Linked DNA regions of Mus musculus: regions 1 and 3 are each linked to region 2. Evidence: chromatin loops called from intact Hi-C (ENCODE). Cell type or tissue: heart. All regions are shown on one strand.

The links. Peaks named below come from ENCODE experiments on the same cell type or tissue, not always from the same donor. Only the 100,000 strongest peaks of a DNase experiment are listed, where the experiment ranks them.
Region 1: it touches region 2 in a loop (5-fold over the local background); 6 of 42 quality-filtered maps call a loop at or near these places.
Region 3: it touches region 2 in a loop (3-fold over the local background); 9 of 42 quality-filtered maps call a loop at or near these places.

The regions. Positions count from the first base shown.
Region 1 is chr5:117,997,899-118,005,898 of GRCm38, forward strand. It overlaps Fbxo21 (F-box protein 21), which reads left to right. Exons shown (of 12, transcript NM_001346588.1): 10 at 2,440-2,630; 11 at 4,117-4,274. Among named protein-coding and RNA genes, the nearest start is that of Fbxo21, 25 kb to the left of the region's middle. In heart, CTCF peaks have their summits at 4,417 (motif pointing left) and 6,903 (motif pointing right); a DNase peak (open chromatin) is centred at 4,393; H3K27ac peaks cover 198 bases.
Region 2 is chr5:117,934,303-117,942,302 of GRCm38, forward strand. It overlaps Nos1 (nitric oxide synthase 1, neuronal), which reads left to right. Exons shown (of 28, transcript NM_008712.3): 20 at 2,117-2,310; 21 at 3,835-4,004. Gm26995 (a long non-coding RNA gene) reads right to left here and starts at 5,285. Exons shown (of 3, transcript XR_387636.4): 1 at 5,136-5,285; 2 at 4,212-4,359; 3 at 3,532-4,038. In heart, CTCF peaks have their summits at 4,086 (motif pointing right) and 7,450 (motif pointing left); no DNase peak of the experiment used is centred here; H3K4me3 peaks cover 624 bases; H3K27me3 peaks cover 2,577 bases.
Region 3 is chr5:117,853,198-117,861,197 of GRCm38, forward strand. It overlaps Gm30360 (a long non-coding RNA gene), which reads right to left. Exons shown (of 3, transcript XR_387637.3): 3 at 4,360-4,431. Among named protein-coding and RNA genes, the nearest start is that of Nos1, 9.6 kb to the right of the region's middle. In heart, no CTCF peak of the experiment used is centred here; no DNase peak of the experiment used is centred here; H3K27me3 peaks cover 2,072 bases.

The DNA.
Region 1 (8,000 bases), 64 kb after region 2:
CTCTTTAGACTTTCTCTACCCAGTGTACAGTCCCAGGAGCTTCCTTCAGTGCCTCCTTCAGTCACACCTGAGCAGGGCAGGGGAGGGCCTGGCCCACTGGCCTTCCTGTCATGTCCACAGGAGTCAGGATTTCAGCAGAAAAGACTGGTCCCTGAGTGGCTCCTTGCTGCCTTTGGGTGCTTTTCTCCCAGGTCTCTGTGCTCCTGCCCACCTGCCTGACCTTCTGTGTCCTGCTTCTCTGCCCTGGTGCTCTGCTGCACTGGTGTGTCTACCATGTTCGTGCGGCATTCCCCTCTGCTGACCCGCTCCATTGCTGCTACAACCTCCCTCTCCACCCTGGACCACGTTCTAGGACCCGGGATGCACCGCTCCTCACTAGTCACTCTGTCTACAGCACTGGTCCTGGCCTGTGGCAGCTGCCCAGAGAAATTCCTATGGGGAGTGGTTAGGTGACTGTGCTTCCCTTGGGCGTAAGAGGAGGAGACTTCCAGCACTTACAGAGGTCCCAACATGGGACCAACCAACATGCTGCTCTAGAAGTGGGTGTTTAGGGCATAGGCTGCTTGGGCTAGGAGAGAGTGCCAAGGCAGGGTGTGTAGAGCTGGCCTGGGACCACCCATGGCAAGCAGCATTCTGCGACCTTTGACCTTCGTCAAGGGCTCCTGCCATGCCCAACTGCAGCCCCAGCAGGAAATCCAACAGACAAGTAAGCCAGGGGAGCCAAGAGTGCAGAGTGAGGCTTCGTGGTCAGGCAGGACTCATGCACACAGGTTAGGGACTGGTGAGCTTGGAGCTGCCATCTGTAGGGCCTGGCCACAGATGTGCTGTGCTGCTGTGACCCGAGGAGTAGCAGTGTACAGGAACATCCCTGGGCAAGAGGACATCCCTCCAGCTCTCTCCCTGAGTGTGGGGACTTTTGGTTTTTATTTGGATGGGACATGGTTTGTTATTTTTGTCTCTGAGGCAGGGTTATAGTGTATAGCCCACACTGACTCGCGATCTACTTCCCAGTGTTGGGATTAAAGATACACGTCATTACATCCAGCTGGGGCCGGCAGCATTGCTTTTGGTCACCATGCCCACTGTCAGCACTATCTTTGTGACCACACCAGGTCCAAGTCACATTTCCTTCTCCATGTCCCCTCCCCTCAACTTCACACATCTGCAAGGAACCAGTATCTTCTGTCTTAGCGTCTAAATGTGGGCCACCTCTGTGCCCTGAGAAGTCCATGTCTGGCTGTGTCGCAGGTCTGTTGGGTGGCCTCTGGGCAATAAGGGGCTTGTGTGCACAGTAGCAGAGCTGCCTCACTGGCAGGCGCACACACAAGGACGGCCATTGTTCTGGCAGAATCCACAGAGGCCCATTGTCAGATGGGATGCTCTCAGCTACAAAGGACAAATGCGGGGAGCATCCCCACCTTAGAGCCCCCTCCTGGAGGTGGTATGAGGTTGGGGGCTGGCTTTGGAATGTTTGAAGTCCTGGCACTCCGCCTGTTGCTTATGTTAAGTTGCATCACAGTAATTAAGATGCTTCTATCGGATTCTCCTGCCACAATGGTGGTTGGAACCTTGGACTGAGGTCATACCCAGGGCCACATCTTTGTTAACCCTCTGACCTCAGGCCAGCATTTCAACTTACTGAGCCAAATCAGTGGCGGCTGTGCCATGTGGTGCCCTACAGAAACCTCCAGTTGGTCCCCAGGAAATACCAGGAGCCCTTGGTATTGCTTGGAAAGCGAGGTTGGCTTCAGAAAAGTTGCTAAGGCTTTGTGGATATGGCTGTCAGTGTGGCAGGAAGCGGCTGGAGAGGGAAGCAGCCGGAAGGTGGGTGGGGCTGCGCCTAGCGCTGAGATGTCTCATTAAGCAGCTTGGGCTCAGTAGACTGGAAGGACAGGCTTGTCAGAGACCAGTGTGTGCTCCAGCACCGCAGTGCATGGGTTCCAGTGTCAGTGTGTATGCACACACTTCGCACGTTGCCTGACTCTCGAGTGGGGCTGCTGAGCGCAGCAGACAGACAGTGTCGGGGTCAGCCCTGTTGCCAGCCTCAGCTCTGCACAGGTGGCTGCCTTCTGGAAGCTTGCTGAGCCTGGCCCTTCCCTCCAATGACATCAGCTTAGGAGAGACCCATCCAGCCCCAGGATAGTTCTGCCAAGCGTCTTTTGCCTTGGCTAAGGGGTCTCGGAATTTTCTCCTCTTAAAGCAAGAATGACAGGATGGAATGGTTTCTGTACTTTAAAAAAAAAAAAAAAAAAAAGAAAAAAGAAGTGGGCCTTCCTCAGCTCTTGTGCTAACCAAGAATGTTTGGCCCACAAGAATCCTGGTCCACAAGTGGCATGCCAGTCTTTGTCAGGCTACGTGGGTAGGTGTCGATCCCACGCTTCGGAAAAGAAAAGGCCTGGCGAAAATATTATCTCCTAGTCTTTCTGTCTTGTCTTGAAGGTGCTTGACATCCTCCAGCACATCCAGACCCTGGACCCCGGGCAGCACGGGGCGGTGGGCTATCTCGTGCAGCATACCTTAGAGCACATTGAGCGTAAGAAGGAGGAGGTGGGCGTGGAGGTGAAGCTGCGCTCCGAGGAGAAGCACAGGGATGTCTGCTACTCCATCGGGCTTGTGATGAAGCATAAGAGGTGAGTGAGTGCCTGCCCACGGCCTCTGTGGCCACCCCCCCTCCCCCCAGGAACTCAGGTCATTTCACAGAGCACCCTGCTTCTGGCTGAAGAATCATGTCTCACATGGACTCTTGACTGCACTAAGACTTTGTATAGGTTGCTGGGCTGCAGCCCCAGGCCCTCTCCTGCTTCTCCCTTCTTCCCCTGCCAGCCCCGATCGATCAGGGTTGCAGTTGGGTACACATCTGTGTATCATTGCAGTTTAACTCGAGAGTGGTAGTGTGGGTTCAAGTCCCACAAGTAGCCTATGAGCTGTGAGTGACTATCCCCACAGCATGCCCTGCAATGCAAGTGCAGCAGGTGACACTTGGTCTGCAGGACTCCCTCACTGGCAAAGACAGCTCTGTCTCGTGCCACACAGGCTTCCTTCCTTCCCCACCCCTCCATTGCCTGTGAGGATGAGCGGTCAGTGATTTCCCTGGTAGGGGCTATGGTTTCTGTTCATTTAGTGAACGGAAAGTTGCAAAGGTACATAAGTGGATAGGAGGGGACACGAGGCAGCTGAAGCTCCTGGTACCCTGGAGCACCACACCCTCCTCTTCCTCCTCTTCCTCTTCCTCCTCGGGTCTGGACTAAAGGCGCTAATGCTGCATACATTCAGCCTAGCCACTCTGGGACTTTGTGAAGGAGAGGGAGGGCGCCACTACTCACTCACGTACCTACATCTGACCACATGCAGAAAGCAGTTGCCTGACTTCCTCCAAAGCTGGGTGGGTCATGGAGGTTTTTTGCATGGTAGTTTGTTTATGGTCCTCTGTTCACTTGGCCTTACTGTCATCTGCTTCTGTCCTTCTTGGATCTCAAGTCATGTGATAGTTAGCTGCTGTGCCTCTGGAAGTCTGTTTTAGTCTGCAGTGACTATCCATGATATCTGCAGCCTAGCCCCCATCCTGTCGCCTTTGACACCGACCGACACTTTTCTGTGTGTCTCTCACTATGCTCAAAAGTTTCTTTTTGCCAGGGGAGGGGTTCGAGACAGGGTTTCTCTGTATAGCCCTGGCTGTCCTGGAACTCACTTTGTAGACCAGGCTGGCCTCGAACTCAGAAATCCACCTGCCTTTGCCTCCCGAGTGCTGGGATTAAAGGCGTGCACCACTGCTGCATGGCTGTTCAAAAGTTTCTTAAGCTAGGTATGGCAGTGTACATCTTTAATCCCAGTATTCAAGGGTCAGGCAGGCTGAGCTCCATGAGTTTGAAGCCAGCCTGATCTACATAGTTCCAGGACAACCAGAGCTGCACAGTGAGAACCGTCTACAAAAATCAAACAGCAATAACAACAGGTTATTCTTTTCCAGTGATGTGCTTTGTTGACAGTGAGGGTTTGTAAGAGGGACAGGGTGTCCGAGGGACTCGACACAGGGTAAAAGCAGGGAATGGACAGAAGGTGTGAGAGCCCTAGCCGGGCTCCCTAGGAACTCACTGGCCATCTTCCCCTGCTCCACAGGTACGGCTACAACTGTGTGATCTACGGCTGGGACCCTACGTGCATGATGGGGCATGAGTGGATCCGAAACATGAATGTGCACAGCCTGCCTCATGGCCACCATCAGCCCTTCTACAACGTCCTGGTGGAGGATGGCTCCTGCAGATATGCAGCCCAAGGTAAGGCACTCGCTGGACCTGCACTGGCCTCTGCCTGACCATGTGGTCCACACCAGCCAGACTCCTAACTGCCATATCTCCCCGCCTGGCTTCTAATACTGGCCCAAAGCCGCCCTCGTGTGGCCACAGGTGGGAAGTGCAGTCCCTTTCACCATCCCTGTGTGTTGGCGACCCCAGGAAGTCCTAAGCCGGGGATAGGTGGAGCTGAAGAGCCAGAGCGGAGACTACCTTGTGAGCCTGGTGTGCTTTCTGACCAGGAAGATGCACAAGATTGTATTAATTAGAGGGGACGTGAACGATGGACAGATGTACTCATGGGTACCAAGTCAGCCTGGGATGCAGGCTCAGCCTCTCTCATGCAGAGCTGGCTGGAGCTTATGGAGGCCACTTCCACTTTGCCCTGCCCAGAAGGATGTGAAGCAGGAGCTTGGCGATGGGCTCTGGCCTGAACCGTCAGGCTTGCTCTACCCACACTAAAGCTGAAAATACCGAGGGCTCAAGTGGCAAGGTTTCAGAAGGCAGGAATAGTTCCCACATATGTGACCATGTCGTGTGGAGGCTAGGAGGACCCTGCAGTCACAGCACGATGGGTCTCTGGGTAAGGCGACGGTGCCGCCATGCTCCCTGGATGTTCTGCAGGCTCCCACAGCTTTTGAAGCTGAGTCCAGTTCAAACTCTCCAGGCTCTGTTGGGTGACTGGTGAGGGAGACTTTCTGTCCTCAGAAAGCTTATGGGCATGGCAGCACCAGGCACATCAGTTGTCCACGTATACACAGTAGGTGTGACATCTTTACATAGAGCATGGAAGTTTCTAGAAACAGTTCATTTAGTCTTAGATCATTTGCCTGATGCACTTGATAAACCGAGGACTGAACTTTAGATGTTCTGAATAGCTCAAGCCAGCAGTCTACGGAAAAAGGAAGTGTGTGGCCCACTGACCCAGTGCCACACAGTGGCAAGTGCCTGTAATTGTGTTGGTTTCCAGTGGCCTTCCTGTCAGCCCAGAGTGTGGCCTCTCCCAAGGGCTGCTATTGCTGGCTGTGGGGTGCAGGGGTGGCAAGGGACTCTTCCTGTAGCCACACTCAGGCATCACTCACCTTCCTGGGCTAACCTGTCCCTGCGACCTGTGAACTGTTGATTTATGTGCTGGGCTTCCAGCCTGGGTTCTCTACCCCATGATCCTAAGTGTCTGCTCACATTCCACCCTGCCTGCGCCTGCCGACACACTCCGCACGGTGCTGTTTGCTGCCAGCGGGCTCCTCATCTGGATGTGTTTGTCACTGAACAGGGATGTGGACTTTTTGCCAGCGATCGTAGGAGCGTTATAGAATCCTGCTTCGCAGCTAACTAGAGCTGCAGCAGCACTAAACCACATGGCTAACAGCCCATGTTCCATCAGCTTCCTCATTGCCCAGTGGTCACAGGGCAGCCCTGCACAGTGTGACAGGCTCAGCCACGTAGTTCCGCTATGGCTCCCTCCCTCTGCAGAGCCTGGCATTATAGCACAGCTTCTCTCTTCAATCTCTGCTGCACCAGGACTTGAATTTTTTTTTTGTTTTAGGCATCTAGGCATTGGTTGCCCAGGCTGTCTGACCTTCTAGCTTGGCTCACTGTCTCTTTACCTCTGCTTTCTCTGTGACCTGGCAGTGAAGTCTGAGGCCTGACTGCATGGCCATCACTACCCCACAGGCCACCCCACCCAGAGGAGCGGGGATCATGGCCCACACCAGGTGGTGTTGGGTTTGACCCTAGGTAACTCGGCTTCTGTCATTAGCAGGGAGTCATACTGTGTCCTGTGAGTGTCATTCCCCAGAGACCTACGACACTGCGGTTTGCCCTAGCACTTGGTCCAGGCTGACGCAGGAGTAATGTGCTTGAGGCAGGCGTGCCTGCTGCATCTGCTCAGTGACAGGAGAGGCTTCTCCCTGGGCCGCTCCCCACCCCCGCTCCCCGCCAGGAGCCTGCTTCTTACTCCAGTGTGTCATGGTCTCTGAGGACAGTTGGGTGCTCACAGCCCATGGCCATAGGATGGAGACCTTGCTAGATTTTAAATTTTTTTTAGAGAAAATTACTGTTTTTGTGTGTGTGTGTGTGTGTGTGTGCGTGCGCGCGTACACACATGCCATGAGCATGGGGTGTACACACATCCCAAGCATGTGCTGGAGGCTGAGCCAGCGTTAAGGAGCTGGCTCTCCTCCCCCTTTGTGTGGGTCCTGTGTACACAGCTCGTGCTTTTACCCACCGAGCCAACTCAATGGTCTGAGCAGCAACATGTTTTAAAAGACTTTATTTTGCTTTAAATTATGTGCCTGTGGGGGGGTGGGGGAATGGTTAGTGCAATGCCTGCAGAGACAAGAGGTGTTGGTCCTTTGGAGCTGGAGTGATTGGGGGTGTGAGCCGCCCACACAGATGCTGAAGCCCGACTTGGGCCCTACCCACTGGGCTCTCAGTAGCCAGCGCCCTACATTTTGAAACTGCTCCCTTCAGCTTCCCTTTGAGCGTCTCTGCGTTAGTTCATTTGTATTGTGTGTTTTAGTTCAGATCTAATTGTCAGTGAGTCTAGTTTCCTGAGTAGCGAAATGACTTTCTAGTCCTTAGCCCTCCAAAGCATGCGTGGCAGACCCCCTGCTGCCACCAGGGGGAGCACTGCACACACTCTGTTGGCTCCTGTCCTTCACTCTATGGAGGTGTGCCTTTCTGGGGGGGTGGGGAATGGGGATGGTCCCCCCCAGGCAGGCAGGCGATGTCTCATCTGTTACCTAAGGGCCCTTGGTGAGGCTTTGAGCGCAGGAGCCGTAGCTGGATGGCAGGTCCTTCCATAGCTCCTGACATTTCCTAGGCTGCTCTTCCACTGCAGCCTCACACCGTCCACTCCTGCTGGCACGTGTGGTGCCAGGGTGAGGACCCCCGAAGTGGGAGTGAGGGGTATAAAGTGACAGTTGGTTATGTTCGGGGCCATTTGGCCTTCTCTTGTTTAGATTCTGTGTGGTGAGGTGGGCACAGACTGTGGCATGCAGGAAGAGATGAGAAGGGGGCTTGTGGGAGTCGGCTCCCCCCACTGTATGGGTCCTGGGGGGCAAACTGAGGTCTTAGGGTGTCTACAAGTGCCTTTGCCCGCTGAGTCATTTCAGTGGCCTGGCATTGTCTTTTAGGGATAAAATATCAAGCGTTCACTCTTCTGGTGGCTCCACCCCACAACCCTTTGACTAGAGACATCCACACTTAGTACCGAGAGAGGTCTGTGGCCTCTGTTCAAACAGTGGAGTGGAGATAAATGCGTACTGTGCATTTGGTATAGATGGCAAGTTGAGTACTAGACTCCAGGGTGTGCAGGATGTGCTGGCCGCTGTCCCCCAGAGAGGGCGGGGCCAGGCTAGGCGCCCATAGAGGGCTCCTGTGGTGTCTCTTGCGCGCCTGTCCATGGAGTTTAAGGAAACACGTTTCTCCCGAGAGCCGCAGCGTTGTGCTGCTTAGAAGCATATCAGGTGACAGGTTACCTCCAGATGCATGGCCTCTGTCCTGCTTGCTGTCTTCTCTCCTGGGAGATGCTTGTTGTAGGCTCTGTGCTTAGGGGTGAACAGCTGTGATCCCCACACTTGGGAGGCAGGAGGAGCATTAGTGTGAAGCCAGCCTGGGCACCTTAGTCTCAGAGTAAACATAACATCAGGCTGGGCAGCCTGGGGGTAGAGCACTCACCTAGCGAGCACAAGCCCAGGTTCAGTTCCT
Region 2 (8,000 bases):
GTGAGCCATCTCTCCAGCCCCAGCCTTAAAACATTTTTTTTGTTTTGTTTTTTGTTTTTGTTTTTCGAGACAGGGTTTCCCTGGCTGTCCTGGAACTCACTCTGTAGACCAGGCTGGCCTCGAACTCAAAAATCCGCCTGCCTCTGCCTCCCGAGTGCTGGGATTAAAGGCGTGCGCCACCACCACCCAGCTGCCTTAAAACTTTTTAATGGACCAAAATAATCCCACTTTAAATATCTTACTTATGGACTAGGTGTGATCTTTTTCATTCTTTGGTGGTGCTAGCGAGTGAACCCAGAGACTCCCACGTGCTGGGTAGTGTTAGGGCTCGAGTAGTCTGTATGTCTTCCTGCCAGAGAAAAAGGATTGCTTTGGAGAGATGGGAACTGGTTTCACCTGTAGTGCAGATTGAGCTCATCTCTGGATATAAGGACTGCCTGGGACCTAGCAGGTAAGGGCTGCGGCTCCAGCTCCAGCCCCTTTTTATTTTGCTTTTGTATTATGAGACAGGATCCCACAAGCCTGCTCAGGCTGGTCTTGAACTCAGGAGCTGACACACCTCAAACTCGCAATACTCCTGTCTTAGCCTACTCAGTGACTATAGATTTAAAGACCTCTGCTGAGAACCAGCAAAAAAAAAAAAAAAAAAAAAAAAGCTTTGGGGGCGGGGGAGGGGGATAGGATGTTCCTATGTAGCCTTAGCTATTCTGGAACTCTGTTGAGGCCAGTTTGGACTCAAGTTCACAGAGATCTGCCTGCCTCTGCCTCCTGAGTGCTGGGATTAAAGGCGTACATCACTACACCTGGCCAAAAATTCACTCTTTAAAAACAAATAGGATTTACTCACGCATACAAGTGGTGAACCTGCACGTACGTCTGTGCATCACTCACATAGAACTGGAGGTCAGAATTGAGCAGCCCCCTGGAACTGGAGTTGAAGGTAGCCGTGAGCCATCATGTGGATGCTGGGAACCAAACCTAGAACAGCCAGTGCACTTAACCACTGAGCCATCGCTCTGGCCCCAAGACTTTGCTCTTGAAGCAACTGGTTCACGTGGGCCTCCTGAACGTGAACCACACAAACTCAAGCAGGTGTGGCCCCGTACATGGTTTCTCCCTAGAGTCCCTCACTCTTACTGATGCATCTATGCATGAAAGTCCCCGAGTCTCTGGCTGGCCCTTCCTTCTCCTACAAATGGACCTTGCTCATAAAAGAGAGCAGAGGGCCAGCGAGAGGGCTCAGTGGGTAAAGGTACTTGCTGCCAAGCCTGACAGCCTGAGTTCAATCCCTGAGACCAACAAAGCAGAAACAAAGAACCGAGCCACTTAAGCTGTCCCCCACCCATGTGCCATGGCAAGCACATGACACTGTCATGACTATGCACACACACACATAAAATAATTAAGAGAGCATGGTGTTCTATGAGAAGTGATAAGTAGAGCTTTATAAATCAGAGGCATCCCACCTATAGCTATAGTGAGTGACTGGTTCCTGGGAGAACTCTGATGGATACAAAGGACATGGCAGCTAGCAACTAGTTACCTGGGAACCCTGAAGTGCCTTCCTTCAGCAAGGACTCAGGACATACTATGTGCCAGCCACTGTCAATGGGGATAAAGCCACAGCCATAGTAGATAAATGCCCTGCGTCACCGTGTTCCTATTATCCTAGAATACATCACTAGCCACAGAAGTAAAGTAAAGGATTCTGTAATGGAGGAAAGTGGAGAAGAGGCAGAAAATTATGGGGGATGGATACATCTCAGCAGGTTGTGGCTGGGATCGGGGCTTGGGAAATGAGAAGGGACCAGCATGGAAGACTGAGCTGGGAACACCAGAGAGGCCATGAGAACTTGGGGACCAGCCCCAAGAAAGGAGGTGAGCCATCACAAGTGTGATGTCCCTGGCCCAGGACCTGGCAGTTGGTTCCATGATGGAGAGCTGACTGGAGGAGCTTGGCAGAAGCTATGGGGGGAGTGCTGGGCATGAATCTCAGCAGACCAGAGCCGGGGAGCATGGAAGGAGAGCTCTGCAGCCTAGAGAGACAGACCAGGGGCAAAGGGGAGACAGAGTGCTGGTCTTTGTCCCACGACACCCACTCCCTTGTTTCCTGCAGCCGATCGACCATCTTCGTGCGTCTCCACACCAACGGGAATCAGGAGTTGCAGTACCAGCCAGGGGACCACCTGGGTGTCTTCCCTGGCAACCATGAGGACCTCGTGAATGCACTCATTGAACGGCTGGAGGACGCGCCGCCTGCCAACCACGTGGTGAAGGTGGAAATGCTGGAGGAAAGGAACACGGCTCTGGGTAAGGCTTCTAGCTGCACCTCCTAGAAAGGATAGGAGGGCCTCGGCCTCCCAAGTGGGCAGAGCCGCTGCCAGGGTGTGATTGGCCTATCCCGAAGGACTTCCTACCTCACTCTAGCCAATAAATGTGTCAGCGGTAGCCTCCTTCCCTCCGTCCCCTCCTTCTTTCTTTACCCTTCTTCCCTTCTCTTCCTCCTTCCCCTCCTTGCATCTGTTCTTTATCTCCCTCCCCTTTTCCCTCCCCCTTCCCCCTCTTTCCTTCTTTCTTCCCCCTTCTCCCTTCCCTTTCTCTCTCCCACTTCTCTCTCCCCTTCTCCCTCCCCCTTCTCCTTCCCCTTCTCCTTCCTTCTCCCCTCTTCTCCCTCCCCCTTCCCCTTCCCCTCTTCCCTCTCCTCCTTCTCTCTCCCACTTCTCCCCCCTTCTCTCTTTCCCCCTCTCCCTCCCTTCTTTCTCCCATGTTCTCCTTCCCTCTTCTCCCCACTTCTCCCTTTCTTTCCTTTATTCTATGTAGACCAGGCTGACTTCCAACTTCCAATCCTCCTGCCTCACCCTCCTAAGTGCTAGGACCACAGATACACACCACCACACCTGGTTTGAAGAACCTTCAAAGCCGATGATGGGTCTACAAGCTTCCCCTTCCCCTCATAGACATGGGTGGGTTCCAGGCTCCAATACAAGGAGCCGTGGTGGCCACACCTGATAGCCCGTGACACCATGACTGTCACCTTGATAGGGGAGCTAACTAGAATGTGGAAATGGCATGCCATCTGTCAAGGTCCTCCTGCCAACCCTCTTGGAAGGAGCCACTGTGAAGAGACATGCCCCTCCCTTAGTGAACCCAACCCAACCCCACAGAGTTCTCATGTTAGACCAGGAGTTCCATGGCATCTTATGGAAATTCTTTTGTCATCCATGATAATGAGGGGGCAGAGGTGCATGTTTAGAAGGGACATAGAGGCAGAATAGCCTTCCATCTTGGAAGAAGCGTACCAGGACCCCTAGCAGATACCAGAATCCATACATGCCCAAGTCCCTTACAGGAAAGGCCTTGTGTTCACATAACACTTATATACATTGTTGCATTTACCTAGCACTTCTGTGACTCTTCCTGGATGCTTTAAATCCTCTCTAGATGGCTTACCCAATGTAATGTAAATACTATAAATAGTTGCTATACTGTAGTGTTTAGGGATAGTAACAAGAAAAAAAAATGTCTGTACAGTTTGATAGAGACGAGATTACTTTTTCTTTCCATTGATTTCGTTCCTCTCAAATGCTCTGAAATGCAGAAGTTGTGGACATGGAGAGCCAAGGGCACAGTGTAGTTAGAGCAAAGTGTGAGACCAGAATGTTTGCGCGCGCACACACACAAACACACACATGCACGCGCGCGCACTCGCAAAAGCTGTGTGGCCTCGGACAGATTCCATAACCTCTCTGTGCTTCCTTTTCCTCACTCGGAGTGATGACCGTGGTGAGGACTTAAGTGACTGGAGGAAACCTCATCCCCGCTGTGCCTCCCCAGGTGTCATCAGTAATTGGAAGGATGAATCTCGCCTCCCACCCTGCACCATCTTCCAGGCCTTCAAGTACTACCTGGACATCACCACGCCGCCCACGCCCCTGCAGCTGCAGCAGTTCGCCTCCCTGGCCACCAATGAGAAAGAGAAGCAGCGGCTGCTGGTCCTCAGCAAGGTGGGTAGGTCCTGGAGAGCCAGCCCTGCGAGGCCTGGGATTGGGGACGCACAAAAAAATGCTTTTCCAACTGTTCACAGCAGGTGGCAGTCTTGAGCAAGGGGGCGTGTCCTCATTTGCATTTGGTCGTCACATCAGCTCTGTCTCCCCGCCCGCTCTATGGTCACCACTATACACGTCTGTCCCCACCGCTGTAGTAACTCTTACCACTTTCCTATGTGGTTTTTAGCTCTTGTCCGTACCACCTGAACCAATGCATGAAAGAAAAGGGAGCAGAGACTCTCACAGCAGGTTTACAGGCCGCGGGTTGCTTCCCGTGTGGTAACAAGGGTGTTTTTCTGGTGCAGAGTAGCCACTAAAAAAAAAAATGACGGCTAGATGAAAGACCTGTAACACTTAGATGAACTCATTAGCTTTACGACCCTTGCTTAGACCCCAAGTTGTTGAACGTGCCCGCCCCAAGTTGTTGCCTGGCCTTGCTCAGAACAGTATCTAGGGCTGAAGATGTGGCTCACTAAGTAGAGCTCTTGCGTAGCACACAGGAAGCCCTGGGTTTGATCCCTGGTAACATAAACAAGACTTGGCGGTACATGCCTGTCATTCCAGGACTTAAGACGTGGAGGCAGGAGGATCGTGAGTTTGAGGGCATCTTCAACTACATAGAGAGTTCAATGACTTTTAAAAAAAAAAAAAAAAAAAAAACAGGGTTGGCAAGGTGGCTTGGAGTATAAAGGTACCCGCTGTCAATTCTGACAACCTGAGTTTAGTTCGGGACCCAAATGGATAGTGGAAGGACAACCTACTCGTGGAAATTGTCCTCTAACTTCTGTGCACATGTGTACACACACACACACACAAAATAATACACAAAGAATAAAAATATAGGCTGGAAGGATGTCTCTGCAGTTTGAGCATTGGCTGCTCTCGCAGAGGACCCGAGGACCAACATTTTATTCCCAGTACCCACATGGCCGCTCACAACTCCAGTTCCAGAGAATCAGACTACTTCTTCCGACCTCTGGAAGGCACACGCATGGTGTACATACATACATACATGCATTCAAGCAAATCATTCAGACACATAAAATAAATCTAAAATTTTAAAACTTACATAATTTAAAATACACTTACCTGCTCAGAGGGACCACCAAACACAGCCTTCTCCCCACCCCCGGGGGTGGGGACATCTCCTTCCTAGGAAACAAGCCCCCAGTAGAGGCTGTACCTTTTGCTATCCAGGAAGAGGGACTGGGGGAGGAGCAAAGGAGAGGCTCATTAGCAAGTGCATATTATCAAGAAATGTGAAAGTAAACACCAGAAGCCAGCTGGGACTCTGAAGTGGGGCGCTAGAGACAGATGGTCTTGGGAGAGCGGGGGGCCGTCATTGCATCCGAAGCCTAGCGGGATTTTATAACATTTAGAATATGTATAATTTAAACGAGAAACTTGTGATTAGCGTTGGTGGGGGTGGGTATGAAGAAGGAACATTTTGCATAATATTCTTTGAGAGAGAGAAAGAGTTTCATATGAAGTCCGTTTCTTCCTGAAAGCACAAAGTCACCAGACAGGATAAATGAATGGAATTTTTTTAAAGACTTATTTATTTATTTTATGTATATGAGTACACTGTAGCTGTACAGATGGTTGTGAGCCATCATGTGGTTGCTGGGAATTGAACTCAGGACCTCTGCTCACTCTGGCCCTGCTTGCTCTGGGCCAAAGATTTATTTATTATTATATATAAGTACACTGTAGCTGTCTTCAGACACACCAGAAGAGGGTGTCAGATCTCATTGCAGATGGTTGTGAACCACCATGTGGTTGCTGTGATTTGAACTCAGAACCTTCAGAAGAGCAGTCGGTGCTCTTAACCACTGAGCCATCTCTCCAGCCCAGAATTTTTTTTTAAAGATTTATTTTATATATAGGAGTACACTGTAGGGGTCTTGAGACACACCAGAAGGGGGCATCAGATCCTATTACAGATGGTTGTAAGCCACCATGTGGTTGCTGGGAATTGAACTCAGGACTTCTGGTAGAGCAGTCAGTGCTCTCAACTGCTGAGCCATCTCTCCAGCCTCTACAAATGGAATTTTTAAAATTACTATTCTCAGAGACACCTGTGAGAGAGAAAATGGGCCAGGTGACAGAGGGGGCTGGGAGAAAATAGTCAGATTGCAAAATACAGCTGACCCCAGAGAAGAGAAAGAAAGGGAGGGTTGGTCAGGTGAACATTTTCCAGCTTGCGATGTGGTTTCTGAAAAATTTGCCAAGGTCCTTGGGGGATTCCTAGAGCCAAAGTCATGGTCCCCTAGAAGGGATCACCTTGACGTGTATCTCAAGTTTGCACATTCTGCAGGAATCTATACCCAGCAACAGCACGGCTGCCTGCCAAACGCCATTTCAAGTGGCAGTCACTGCCCGGAGAAAGTCAGTTTTAGGTGCATGTCCGTTCAGAGTCCTACACTAGAGACTCTTGGTCATGAAACCTCTGTTGTGCTCTGAATGAGAAATAGAGGGCTGGAGAGTTGGTTCCATAGTTAAGAGAACTTGCTGCTCTTCCAGAGGACCTGAGTTTGGTACCCAGCACCCACATCAGACGGCTCACAACCCTCTGTTAACTCCAGCTCTGGGGAGATTGGGGATTCTGGCCTCTGCTGGCTCCTACAGTCAAGTGCACATACTTGCCTGGAGAAACATGCACACCTGTATAGAATTTAAACTAATAAAAATAAATCTTTGAATATGCACTGTCTCCCCACCCCCAGACTCCTGCAGTTTGAACACTTGGTCCCCTATTTGAGGTCATGGCACTTTTTTTTTAAGATTTATTTATTTATTTTAATACACTGTAGCTGTCTTCAGACACACTAGAAGAGGGCATCAGATCTTATTACAGATGGTTGTGAGATACCATGTGGTTGATGGGAATTGAACTCAGGACCTCTTGAAGAGCAATCAGTGCTCTTAACCACTGAGGCATCTCTCCAGCCCCTCATGGCACTTTTAATAGGCATGGCCCCCCTGGAAGAAGGAGGTATTAGGGCTGGGCCTTGAGGTCTCATAACCCAGCCGCACATCCCTGTTCATTCCTGGTGTTCATGTGTGCGCTGGGATGGCTGTCTCACATTCCTGCAGCTGCCTGTCCACCATGATTGCCTGTATCTCCTTGAAGTATAAACTGAAAGCAACCCACTTTCCTTTATGTCACTTCTGGTCAGAGACTCAGCAAGCAAGAGAAGTCAGTAACACAGCCTCCAGCAAATGGGGGCCAGTGCAGCTCAGTCCTGGAAATAGAGACCAATAAAAACACCATTCTTAGGGCCTGGAGAGGTGACTCAGTGGTTAAGAGAGCTTGCTGTCCCTGCAAAGTCTGGAATACACTTCTCAGCATCCCCATCAGGGGAGTCCCAACCATCTGTAATTCTAGCTCCAGGACTCTTGCGCCCTCTTCTGGCCTCTGCAAGACATCACACACATAGATACACATGACACAAGACGCAGACACGGACACACATGCAGACACAGATACAAGACACACAGAGGCAAGACACACACACACACACACAGACACACACAGAGACACATAATTTAAAACAAACCTTTTAAAATTATAAAAACTATCTTTTCCTCACAGGTCACACAACGCATATGGCCATCAGGGATTGTTGTACTGGCTAAAGTTTACCCTCCCCAGCTCAGATGCAAAGCCTTGTCCTAGCTGACTGGGCCTCCAGGCCTCAATGGCCTAATCTGAGAGATGGGATAATGATAGACAGCTGCTGCTGCAGACTGAGTGTCTATGGCCCCTAGAGTTCTCATATCAAAATTAAACTCCCTCAGTTAGATTTGACGTGTCACTTAACAAGGGGGTGGCATTAAAGGGTAGGGACTGGGCTGGGAGTGCAGCTTGATGGTTAGAAGGTAGAGTGTGCAGAGGGCTGGATTTGATTACTAGGACTGGCACTGTAAGAGGGGACAGAGAGAGGAAGGAAG
Region 3 (8,000 bases), 81 kb before region 2:
CCTACCTATGGGTTGTAGACTCCGGCCAGAGCCTTTTCTGAAAACTCCCATATCCTAGATCAGAAAAATGCTTTTGTTTGGAACAGGGTATAGATTGAGCTGAAATTGAAGTTTCATTTGAAACTGTCATCTTTGTAGGTCACAGAATTGTTGAATACTCGGCAATTTTGTATAGTTCAGCCTAATGTTACTGCACTTGGCTACCTAGAAGTCTTCTCTTGGAGGCTCTGAGGGACTGACTGCCTGAAGTTGAACCAGGCATTGGGAGGGAAACTGGCCTCGGGTGTCTCGAACTGTCCTGTGGTCCTGTGCACATGAATCTGAGGCTCCTGAAGGAAGGGGGGAATCTGGTGGGGCTTGAGGGTGTGTGCCTCTGACATGCTCTCAAACAGTACTGGTGATGCCGGCCTGTGGACCAGCCCCTGGGGAGCGGGACACCAGATGGCATCCATCTCTGGTGGTTTCAAAAACTCCACATAGATCTCTCTTTCACCTCTCCTTTTTCTGAACCTGTGATTGGTTTCCTGGGGCTGCGAAGTGCAGTTCTCCTTCTCTGTCACGCAGCTACTGAAAGGAAGGGAAGGGATTTCTGCCTCGTCCCTACTTTGTAGCAAACTCTTGCTGGAACTGCCGCACACTGGGCAGCCTGGACTCTCCTGTCCTCAACCACCTCACTGGTTTGATTCTGCTAATGGTGTAGACTCGGTTCCTGGGTTATTGAGTACCTAAAATGTGCCAAGCCGGGCAGCTCACTGAAAAGACAATAAAACCAAGAGCTGTGACCTCTGTCTGCAGGTAGCGGCCGACCTCACAGCTCGTTTGGTGGGTCAGAGTGTAACAAAGTAGTTACTCAGTAAAAGCAGTTGATGAGAGGATGGTAGGGGGGGGGGGCGGTTTCTGAGACCACGATCCTTACTTTCATTTTACCTCCTCAGTTTAAAAAAGCTGTGCTCTGCTTCACGGTCCCCTCACAACCTTGCCCAGTAGTCTCCTGTCAGAATCACGGAACTGATCTTTGAAACGTTTACTTTCTGAAGTAACTAGAATCGCCCGGCCTTGCCAGCACTGGTGAATTCTTCCAACACCCCGTTCTCCATCCTAAGATACAGAGTCTACTTGAGAGTGGTTCACCTGGAAGGAAAGTGACTTATAACTATTTGGTCTCATTTAGAATAGTCTAGAAGCATGTAGGGAGAAGAAGAAATCTGCAGCCGGCATTCTGAGACTCGTGGGGTGTAAGGAAATGAGGGGGGCTGGTGTGACTCTGAGGGTCCCTGAGCTTGCTCCTAGCTCCAACAGTCTGAGAAACACTCTGAAATCTGTTGCCAGCCGTGACCTTGAACTCACCTGTTAGCTTGAGCCAGGTACATCTCTCCCCTTCAAGTTTGGAAAACTCTAATGCCGTACGTAGACTCTTTCCTTGAGCAAACGCATAGGAAACTGACTCCAGTGTTCCCTGAGCCCTAAGAACATCCACAGGCTCCATAGCAAGGCTGAAGTGAAGGGCCCAACGAGCCTCTCTCACCTTCCTGTTACTGGGACTGCAGCTCACCTCTGCAGTCAGGCTGCTTAAGATATAAGCAAGCAGTGCTAATTTAAAATGATTAAAAAACAAAGACTTCAAGTCTAGACAAACACAGCTTATGTCCCAACTGCTGTCTCTGGCTCTTTTAGTTACCTGCGTTAATGTCTTTGAGTCTTATAAAGAGGAGATAAATACTAACTTGTCGTTCAGAATTCTTTTTCTAGGTCCAATTAGACTACTCAGCAAAGATCTTGCTAGAGGTGTAGTTCAGTTGGTAGAGTTCTTGCCTAGCACGCTTTGATCCCCGGCACATAAGCCAGGCCTGGTGACTTACAGCTATAGCCTTAGCACTTGGAAGACAGAGGCAAGAGGATCAGAAGTTCAGGGTCATACTCAGTCATACTCAGCTATATATTGAATTTGAGGCCAGTTTGGGATATATGAAACCCCTCGTCTTAATTAATCAATTAAAATTAAGAGTCTCTATATAAAAATGTTCAGAATACCTAAGTCAAGACATTTGGAATTGGTACAACTCACTCATAACACTGTAATGTCTTAAGTTTAAAACTTAATTATGTTTAGTAGAAAATATTTCGGGAAATTGAATACGTATTCAGAAATAAGTAATATAAGCACACAAGCTGATGCTTTCTAAGAAGAGAGTGAACTCTATTATTAAATTCTTCAGCTAAAAGTAGACTCGTTCTGAGAGCCATAGGAACAGCAGATGTGTATTGGGTCCATACCTACCTTTGGGACTAGATTCTCCTGTCCTGGGGACTTTGTCCCCACACCCATGTTGTCACAGGGCAACTGCTGGTGCATTTTATCCAGCTTGAGAGCCTTAAACTTTTACTCAAATTTGACCCAGTTATATTTATTTTTACTATGGGCATAGCTGCCTCATGAGGGGAAGACGGCCACATCTGTTGCTGTATTTTCTGTTTAGCAGATTCTCCCTTTGCTGAAGTTCTTTAACTAAGGGGACCCTGGGGATGTAGTGATGTGTTTACAGAGATCTCTAAGGACCCTGTGGATGCAGTGATGTATTTACAGGGATCTTTAAGGACCCTGTGGATGTAGTGGTGTGTTTACAGAGATCTCTAAGGACCCTGTGGATGCAGTGATGTATTTACAGGGATCTTTAAGGACCCTGGGGATGTAGTGATGTGTTTACAGAGATCTCTAAGGACCCTGTGGATGCAGTGATGTATTTACAGGGATCTTTAAGGACCCTGTGGATGTAGTGGTGTGTTTACAGAGATCTCTAAGGACCCTGTGGATGCAGTGATGTATTTACAGGGATCTTTAAGGACCCTGTGGATGTAGTGGTGTGTTTACAGAGATCTCTAAGGACCCTGTGGATGCAGTGATGTATTTACAGGGATCTTTAAGGACCCTGGGGATGTAGTGATGTGTTTACAGAGATCTCTAAGGACCCTGTGGATGCAGTGATGTATTTACAGGGATCTTTAAGGACCCTGTGGATGTAGTGATGTGTTTACAGAGATCTTTAAGGACACTGTGGATATATGATGTGTTTACAGGGATCTTTGATGTTAGGGGGCTCAGTTCTAGCACCTTAAAATACAAGTTTTATCTTGTTTCCCTCCAGGAGTAGATTTTCCCACATTCTGGGCCTAGCTTCTCTCCCTCAGGTTGTATCTAAGCACGGCAGGCAGGACAGGGAGGATGTTGACTGAATCTCAGATTAACACTCAGCTGCAATTTGGGGCACGCCGTAGGGCCCCACAGTGTCCGTACTGTTGACGTGACTGTTTACAAAGTATTTTCTACAAGTATTCATCTGTTCAGATCTTTTCTAAATCGCCAGGAACTGCTTCTCAAAGTACCTTTCCCATTTCACAAGACAATCGAGAGTCCGACTGTTAAGATGACTGACTTAACATCAATCTGCCAGGCAAGGGAAATGCCGGAGAAGAAACCAAATGAGGGATATTTCTGTCATCCCCCATGGGCTCTCACTCGGAACAGTGGGAGTCAGGGAGCACACACTGTTGACTGATCACAATCCTGCAGTTAAACCGTACATCAGGGCTTGGGAAGCACAATTCCACAAACGATGTTTGCTCGTTGCTAGAATTTTCTTCTATCACACAGCCTGCGTTCTTACAGGAAGAGATTCCCTACCCCACCTACGGCAAACTGAAGCCAAGAGACCTCTAAGGACACTGCCTTCTCCCTTAGCCTTCTGTCCCATCTGTCCCCACGGCTCTAGAACTCACCTTTCTCTTCCTCCTCCTCCTCCCTCCCCCATCCCCATCCTCCCCCATCCCCATCCTCCTCCCTCCTCCCTCCTCCTCCTCCTCCTCCTCCTCCTCCTCCTCCTCCTCCTCCTCCTCCTCCTCCTCTCTACATCCTGCCCTTCGCCTCACTCCCTGACTGTCACTACCCAGTGCTGACCACCCAGTACCTGAAATGGCTCCTGCCTGGGCTCCGGTAGCCACCCTAGGGTTTCCTTCAGTCTTCCAGCCAGCAGCAGCCAGAACAATGTTTATAAAATCAGAATCTCACCTCAGCCCACACGGTACCTCCGAGGTTCACCATCACTGTCAGAGTAAAGTCCAAAGGGTGTTTTCTGTGTGTAGTCAGTGTGCTTTGCTTACAGCCACCCCATATTCCCATCTCTTCTGCTGATTCCTTCCTCTCCCAACATAGCCCCCTTTCTACTTTGACATCCTAAAAATGTCTTAGTCTAGATTTCACGTAGAGAAAATATGTGGCCCCTCCTCTTTTTCCTTTTCTGATAGAGCTTCTCTGGGTCACCCAGGATGGCCTGGACTCGTGGGGGACTTCAGCCTTTTACCTGTGTTTCTGAGTCGGGCTTAGTTCATTTGACACAGTAACAATGTTGCTGGTGATCTCCAGTTCCATCCCCTTCACTGAAAAAAACAAAAACAAAACAACTCACATCCTTTACAAATGTAATTTCATTCTTTACAAAGAAACAAACTCTGTGACATTCACACATATTCCAGATTTTTCTTTAATCCACTCATCAATTGATGGCCTCCCTCGCTGGCTCTGTTCCCTGGTGTTGGTGAATAGTTCTGGGCCATTGAGTTTCGTGTGTCTTGGCGACAAACCTAAAGCAACTCTAAAGGTAACAGTCAAGAATGATACGCATGAGCCCCATGTAACCCTCCCTCCCCGAGCACACACCCACTTAATTTTCTCCTGTAATTAATTTATTGATGGAGTCCATCAACAGTCCCATGTCACAGATGAGGAATCTGAGGCTAGCAGAAAGTAGACCTGGGTCCCAGGTTCTTGTCTTTCTGGCTCCAGATTCCTGGCTTTGACCTCTACCCAGTGGTGAGCAGGTCCAGCCAGGGTGAGGGATGAGTGGAAGGCAATAGAAAGGGCCTCACTCTGAACTCTGGAACTTTCTGTCATCATGATGGATGCTGTAGCACACAGGTGGCTGAGCTAGCTCTGGTAATTGCGTTTTGTGATGAAAGAGCTGTGATTCCCCTTGTCTCTTCCAGTATGGGGACAGATCCCTGTAGCTCTCCCAGGGTGGTAGACTGACTTTCCTACTCCTTCTTCACAGTGCACATGTACCACCGAGTTCTGGGGGGCTTGCATGTCTCTTCCTGCATCTCTCAGGCTTGGCATCCCAGCATTCTTGATTCTGGGCTCTTTCTACACCCCAAGGAGGAGCTGTTGCCTTGGGGATATGCATTCACTGTCCTGGGAATCGGGATCCATCCACAGTACCCAAGTGCCCTGCACAACATACCAAAGACTCGCAGTAGAAAGATAAACAGACAACAGTCAGACTCAGCTCCGTGGAAGTAAAAGGGAAATACGCCGCCTAGTCTATGGCACGTTAGCAAAGAAATCAACCCTCTCATCTCTGTCCATCCACACAGTTGCATGCCAGCACTGTCATTGTCTCTACAGACACTGTAGATGGTGACACTGACCCAGAGACCTTAAGTACGTTTCCACGGTCACAAAGCCGAGCAGAGACAGCCTGGCTTCAAAGGCCTTGTCCCGATTGGGGAAAGTGATATTTAGAAAATAGAAATCAAAGTAATAATTAAGTAAGCAAAACAGTTAATCTATAACCAAGTATAAAAGAATACCCCAAAAGGAAGAAGGTTCCCATTCACAACCCAACTCTTACACCTTTCAGGGAAGTAAGTACCAATTCCGAGGGCCTGGGAACTGCTCCAGAAATAACTGATATACATCAAACTCACATGGAAATGTGAACAATTAATCAGATATATAAGTAATTGTCCTATGTTAGTGTGTGGTTCACATTGCATTTAAATGGAGCAATAGATGTTGTTGTTGTTTGAGACAGGGTTTCTCTGTGTAGCCCTGGCTGTCCTAGAACTCACTCTCTAGACCAGGCTGACCTCGAACTCAAAGATCCGCCTGCCTCTGCTTTCTGAGTGCTGAGATTAAAGGTGTGTGCCACCACTGCCTAGCAGAGTAATATATCTCGAATGTCATTCCTCGCTAACTTGTTAAAAATATTTCTGTCCTTTGAAAACTTCATACAGTGTGCTTTGATCGGATTCGTCCTAACTCCACCCAGCTCAACCCCCACCTCCCTACCCACCCCCACATTCCTGTCCTCTCCCACCTCTCTCTTTAAATAACCCATAGACTCCAACTTGCGCTACCCACATACTCCTGGATGTTGGGCCATTCCCTGGAGCATGGTCAACCTGTCTGGAGCCACACCCTTAAAGAACACTGATTCTTCCTCACCCAGAGGCCATCAGTTGTCAGTAAGTGCTGGACTACTGACTGGCTCGATCTTGTACAGGCAGCCACAGCTGTAAGGTCCCGGGTGCAGCAGCCCCGTCCTATACATGAGACAGAGTTCATTTCCAGTCTTCCCCCATCCCCTGGTTCTTACATTCCTTCCACACCCTCATCTCTGATGTTCTCTGAGCCCGGAAGGGCATAGAGAGTGTCCTGCATCTCCCACTTGTGGCCAAGCCATCTGGGGACGCTTAATCTCTGCCCTTTGACCAGGTTTCACACTAACCCCCTCCACTGCACAAAGAACCATCTCTGATGAGGTCAGAGAGCTGTGCTGATCTGTGGGTAAACAGACTGGATTCTAGAGGTTCGTTTGATGTTCAACAGCATAATAATACTACTGAGGGCTAGCCTGATAGATCCTTACAGATCAGCCCCACCTCAGCTTAACACTGGCCCAGGCTGACACAGCACCACAGGGCATATTTGCTTTCCCTTGGCTTATTGATAGGTCCTTAGGCATGTGTGTATATGTATGCATGAATATATATATGTGCATGCATGCATGTGTTATGCACACATGTGTGTATTCCTGTGTGTATGTTTATTGGCATCCTATGTGGTTTACATCCTATACGGTTTATCCGAAGGAAAACATCCAAATTCTCGGTAGCCACACCAAAGAAAGCATGTACAGTTTCAATTGAGGATCAATATTATCCAATATTAAAAGAGTCTGTACCAAGCCACAATGCGAGAGAGGCTCCATCCCCAGGACCCCCTGGCCACTAGGATCAGGCTTCTACAATCTTGTTCAGTCCTGACTCAGAGCTGAAACTCTTCCTCCCCAGCTGTGGATTCCATCTGAGAAAGTCCAAGTTATCCTCTGCAGACTGCAGCTGCCAAGCGGGGGTGGGGGGGGGTGGGGGGGGCGCTCCATGGTTACCTGGGGATTCACTATAGGACCCAAAGACGCTGGGATCCCCAAGGTATGGGGTGCCAGCACACCCTGCTGACATGCAGGGGTGTGGCAGGCTTGGGGCTCTGGCTGGCTGGCGTGGGAAGAGATCCGTTCAGTTTGGATCCTTAAAGGCTGCAAATTAGTGACTCAACGAGACTACGGAAGTTTGGTGTATTGTTTAAAGGGGGCACTGTTTCGGGGAGGGGGGTGCCTTTTGTTTGTATGGGGGTTGGCTGTGTCTTGTGCTCTTTTTAAGACTTGGGAACTTGAAATCTGTTTTTTAAGTAGGACTGGAGGGAGACGGCCACAAGGCTGTGGCACCGAGCTGAGAGCGACCTTGTGGCCGTGCAAAGTGCAAACAGATGCAAGCTCACGGGCTAGGTTTTGTTTTCCTTACTACCGTTCATCTAAAACATAGGACATCGGTGTTCAGAGCCTCAGTGATCTGGCATCCCAGGATGAGGAATGTTGTTTGGTGACAAGGGCATGCCCACTGACCTCTGATTTGCAGAGCCTTAGAAGATCTGCTATGGGCATCTTCCCCTTCCAGAGTGATCACTGTATTTATGTGTGCAGAATCTACCATGCATGCATTTTCTCACCTGATAATATGTATGGGGGCTTCCTTTTTGGTCTGTTGATATCCATCTTGTTCTCTGAAACACACTCGTGTGAGGGTTCATCCGATGCCCAGAGGGCAGATTCCAGGTGGTAGACTTTTTAGTCCAGAACACACCAGTTCTAATCTTTCTTGTGTAACACTGG